Linked DNA regions of Mus musculus: region 2 is linked to region 1. The links are chromatin contacts, found by Hi-C or POLR2A ChIA-PET in ENCODE. All regions are on one chromosome and are shown on one strand. Each heading gives the region's core, a stretch centred on a gene start or an enhancer-like site at or near the end of the contact. The rest is flanking DNA. Distances are from core to core; before and after follow the strand shown.

Region 1 (2,590 bases), core at 26-2,525:
AACTGATTCTTTTAAACAAAAACTGGGTGTAGGGTAGGCAGCAAGACTATAGATGTGATCCCCAAAAGCCTTGATGCTAAAGCGAATCTTGTCTGTTCAACAGATCCTTCCCTCTCCCCACCCCAAGAAAAAGTAGTTCTAGATAGAGCCAGGTAGATGATTTAAGGGTACTCCTAACATTAAGCCACGTGGGCCATCAGTACAGCTATCTGCAACGTGATGCTGACTCCGCCTACCAGAGGCAAATTAAAAAGGGGGGGCTCCATCACTGTGGATACTGAAAGATATGAACAAAGATCTCAAAAACCCATACGCCACGGGCTATGAAATAAACATTTCCCTCCCAGAACTTTTAACTAAGCCACAAGATCCCACGGCTGAAGGTTGGCTAGAGTCGGAGAGCCCGGATGTAGAGCCCACACCCCCTCCCTAACCCCCAACCACGTGGCAACCACGTGCTCCTAGGGGTTGCTGCCCCTTCTGCCTCAGGGCGCCTGCTCGGACCATTCCCCGTTACTGGGCGAAGCCCTCGGTCGCCACAGAATACAAGATGCGGCCCCTGGAAAGCCCAGCGCCTGCAGATGTATCCTCCCCAACAGGGCGGAGGTAGGCCTCGCCTCGCTCCACAGGCCCCTTTCTCCCGTGCCGCCTGCCGTGGCTCAACACAAGAGGAAAAAAAGGAGCTCGGAAGCGACCGTGCGGGCTTTCGTGCACAGGAGAAACGCCTCTCAAGTTCGCGCCACAGGCAAGGTCGCACCCTCGCCGGCCGGCCGGCCGCTCCTAACACCCGAGGCTACAGGCTGGGCCGCTCCCGCCCCATTTTCCGGCGGCTTTCCTAGTGTTCAGGCCGCTGCTTCTAAGGCCTGGGAGATTCCTCCTTGCTCTCCGGCCTCCACCTACGCCGCGTTCCCCACACGCCAGGCCTCGGCTGGGCTCCCGCCCCCCCCCCCATCACCAGGCCCTGCACACGCTTCCCCCTCCAGTCAGTTACCGAAAAGGTAGTTCTGAGGCCTAAGAGGACTCATGTCCATATCCATCGAGTCTTCCATGAGGTGGAGGCGCGCACTTCGGTGTGGGAGAAGCCGGACGGAAAACAACTGCCTCCTGTTCCACAGAACAGACGCGCAGGACGGAATCACGCCAAGGAAAGGACGCGGGCTCTCCGCACGTATATATGGTCGCAGGAGATCTCGCGAGATCTGCGCTAGTCCTGCCTCCGCGAGCCTCCTCTGGATCCCTCCCACTCCCCGCACAGTCGCGCTTTTGCGCGTGCGCCTTTCATCCTCACGCCTAGGTACCTCGCCCCCCTCCTCCTCCAGGTGCTTGGCGGGCTCTCACTGCGCACGCGCGTTCGTCTCTGGCCCCGTCCCTCCACTACTGTCGCCCAAGCGCAGGCGCGTTTTCTCTTTGTGGCCTCGCTCTGGGTTTTCAGGGCTTCCACGTCTTCTCCGCTCGTGCTCGCGGGCCCAGGGCCGAGAGCGTGCGCAGCCCACCCTGAAAGATGGCGGCTGCAGCCAGGGAACCACAGAGCGTCTCTTTTCTCCACCCTCCGTTCCCCGTAGGCCTGGAACAAGCATAATCACCTCAGGATTTGGCTTGCTCGAAGGCTTGCTCTTCGTTTTCACGTAGCTTCAGGAGCCCAGGGCGGAGTGGCTGGATCTAGGCTACTTTCCCCGCAGCCATGCTTTTGCACCTCTTTTCTGAGGCAGCATTTTCAAAACGAAAATTATCAGCTTTATGTCATTTGGGGACCAAAGAGAAACCCAGTCAGTCGCCTCCAAAGAGCATCTTTCTAAAACTTTAGAGCGTGCAGAACTGAGAAAACGCAGGCCGTCTTCATCATTCCAAATGAAGGCCTATCGCTTTTTTAGAAATTCATGAGCCTTAATACGAATCTTCGGCTGGGAATTAGCGCTTTAAAATGAATCCTGACGAACATCCCTCAGCGTTGGGTGCTTTCTGACAGCGGCCCTAATCTTTTTATCTCAACATGGAGCTAGCATATTTAAGAATTTGGGGGAGGAATGTAGATAATGGTACCAATGTTTGTAGACTCCAGAGACGTGTCAGATATAAATGCATGTGAGCCCATTACGTATCAAATCCTAAATTCGGAGATATCTGTCAATATGTGAATTTCAGTTTGCAACTATAAGGAAAAAATCATGAAACTTGGAAGAATTGTGTGTGTAAATAAACAGAGAAAAAAAAAAAAAAAGTCGGGCGTGGTGGCGCACGCCTTTAATCCCAGTTTGCGGGAGGCAGAGGCAGGCGGATTTCTGAGTTCGAGGCCAACCTGGTCTACAGAGTGAGTTCCAGGATAGCCAGGGCTATACAGAGAAACCCTGTCTCGAAAAACCAAAATAATAATAATAATAAAATAAACAGAGATAGACTGGGTATAGTGTGGGAAAGAACGGGTGAACAGAATTTGACCATCCAAACTGAGAAGGTGCAGGAGGAAGCATTGATACCCCTTGAGCCTGTGCAAGCCAGACAGTTTGATTGTTTCTGGATTCTGAAGCTTATTTAAATGCAGCTCATGCTGGTTTAATCCCAGCACTCTGGAGGCACAGGCAAGTGGATCAGG
Region 2 (2,590 bases), core at 66-2,565, 40 kb after region 1:
GGAAGAAAGGACAACAAATCTGTAAAAGAAGGGCGATGCATGGTCCAGGGGGCGCGGGTAGGAGCTAGCACAGGAGAGGGCGTGATGCTGGACTGCCGCGCAGGGCGGGGCAGGTGCAGGGCAGGTGCGTGGTGGGCCGGGCCGGGCCTCTCTCACCGCCACTTGGTCCTCCGATTTTGGAACCAGGTCTTGACCTGCGCGTCCGTCATTTTGAGGGACTTTGCGAGCGCCGCCCTCTCGGCCGAGGCCAGGTACTTTTGGCGATGGAAGCGCTTTTCCAGCTCACAGATCTGCACCCGGGAAAAGGACGTGCGCGGCTTCTTACGCTTGGGTGGCGTCCGGTTCTGGTAGGGGTGGCCAATGCGCCGGGTCACGGTGAAGGGCGTGAGCGCGGCCGCCGCTGCAGAGACACATGAGGCCCCTTGAAGCCCAGCCCTACCACCGTTCGGGCCACACGTGGAGCCCCGTGGGACACAGTGCTCCGCTATTTCGCTCGTCCCGCGAGTCCCCTCCGCAGCTTCAAGCCAGGCAGGGACGCCCCCCCCCCTTTCCCTGGGACGTTGGTTTCTTTCCCCCCTCCCCCGACCCATAACTCTCCGATTTACCTTCAACCTCCCCCCACCCATAGCCGCCCCGAGCTCTGGGTGCCGAGGCCTCCGCCACGCCTGGGCCTCTGGAATCGATCCTGGGAGTGGGGTGCACAGGGCGCGGCGCCCCTGGCCCCGGGAGAGCCGAGGCCTGGCTCCTGGTGGTTCGCTCTGCTCACCTGTGAAGCGGTCCTTTACAAAGCGGCGACTGCTCTCCATCCAGGGGAAATTGAGGCCGCCTAGGCTGGAGACCGTGGGCACCGAGGGCATAGCGGGCAGCGCGCTAGGCAGAGGCGGCGGCACGGCCCCAGGGAGCGGCCTGTGCGCTGGCACCCGGATCACGCCGGCGGGGGCCAAGCTTAGGTTGACACTGTAAGATCCCGCGTCCTCGAAGGGCGCGCCGAGGCCCGCAAAGGAGGCGGGCAGAGACGGGTACGCGGCGCCCGGACGGCCCCCGGGGGGCCCTCCCAGGTAGCTGGCGCCGTCGGGGCCCCGCGGGGCGGGCGCGCTGTCCTGGTCCGGGCTGTTGAGGATTTGGTCGATGCCGAAGCTGATGGGCTCGTGCGGGTGTGGGGTCTGCGCGCTGGCGGGCGCCTCCATCCTGGGCGGGCGGAAGGGCTGGGCTGGGCTGGGCGGGGAGGCTGCTGGGTCCCCGTTACGGCGCGGCCATGGAGCGCCCGGCGCCTCCAGTCGCACTGAAACTTTGCCAAGAGTGCGCGGGCCCGACAGGCTCTGTGTCATCTTTCTTGAACCGAACCTGGAGTTTCCGCTGCTAATTCCTCTCCCGCCGCAGCCATTGGCTGCGATCAACAAGCCTCTCTTCTCTCATTGGCTCCCGGCTTTCAATAAAGGCCTAATTCATGGAAATAGGAGCTTAGGGACTGTTCCAAGGTGACATCATTTTAACAAACGAACAATAGGTCAAATTTATTAGCCGGGATAATGGGCGGCGGATATTAGCGCCCGAACCGCAGCTTCTCAAACCCGAAATCTAACGAAGCTGCAATTAGCAGACGCTCCCCGCTCCGGGCTCGGCCGTTTCCCGCCGCCGCACCCGCCCGTAGGCGCTGCTGGGGAAATGGCCTTTTGCCGCGGGGGTTTTCGTTGTCTTCTAAATATTTTCATCTGCGTAAACCCCAAACAAAATGAATCTTCAGCCACAGCAGAGATGCAACCCAAGAACGGTCCTACGAAATCTGCGGAAGCCTATCGGGCCGTTCGCCCTCCTTCGGAGCAACGAAAGCGTAGCATTGTGGGGTGCAAGCTCGGCGCTGTCCACCCGTGGAACAAGGGGAGCACCGGAGCGTTCTCCACGCCACCTAGGACACCGACCCGCGTGGGGAGAATTTGTCCTCGCCCGGGCTTCCAACGAGGCGTCGCGGGCACTTTGGAGATGCTTCCTGGTCCCAGCCAGGAGGACTGAGCGGTGACTAGCAGGTGCCCACGCGTACGGGCCCGGTTGGACTAGGGACCCGAGGTCAACTGGTGGGGAACTGGGATTCAGCCCCTTGAAATTCGTTGCGGGATAGTTAGGGCCATGGTCGCTGGTTTGGGACCCCTCCGAGGTGCAGCAGGTTTGGGGACCTCAGTCGTTAGTGGCACATAAGGGGGCGGTTCCCATCTAGAGCAGATGGAGAAATTTCCTTTGGAAATTTGAGCAGCGAGCTCCTACCGGCTGCAGTTCAGTCCAGACGCTGACCACCCTAGGATCTGCTGTCGCCTTCGGGACTGTCCACACTAGCCCGGTAACACCGTGGCCAGCACCACATGGGGAGTGGTCACCTTTCTCTCGGTCTGGGTGAGACCCAGAGTCATTTCTTAGCGGCCGATTGTAAAGTCGTTGGCTGTAAACTCTGAGCGCTACACTCGCGGCAAGGCCTCTTCCTCTGGTTTCCTGACTATGAAAGCCCCAAGCCATGTCTGTGATGTTGGTCAGAAGTTGTGTGTAGGTTTGGGCGGGCCACTTTATAGCTCAGTAAGTTTGAAATTCATTTGAGACTTTA

What was found. Hi-C counts contacts between places; a loop is a spot of excess contacts on that map. ChIA-PET counts read pairs that join two places held with the same protein, here RNA polymerase II (POLR2A).
Region 2: a loop to region 1 is called in a map of heart, with 4 times the contacts of the local background. The contact joins the promoter of Tlx3 here to the promoter of Npm1 in region 1. A Hi-C loop is called at or near these places in 6 of 37 maps with a recorded cell type or tissue (heart and left cerebral cortex). POLR2A ChIA-PET finds 5 or more read pairs at or near these places in 3 of 5 experiments (Patski and embryonic stem cell).

Annotation. Positions count from the first base shown.
Region 1 is chr11:33,161,931-33,164,520 of GRCm38, forward strand. Npm1 (nucleophosmin 1) reads right to left here and starts at 1,276. Exons shown (of 11, transcript NM_008722.3): 1 at 992-1,276. The coding sequence starts at 1,049.
Region 2 is chr11:33,202,273-33,204,862 of GRCm38, forward strand. Tlx3 (T cell leukemia, homeobox 3) reads right to left here and starts at 1,316. Exons shown (of 3, transcript NM_019916.2): 1 at 767-1,316; 2 at 157-400. The coding sequence starts at 1,187.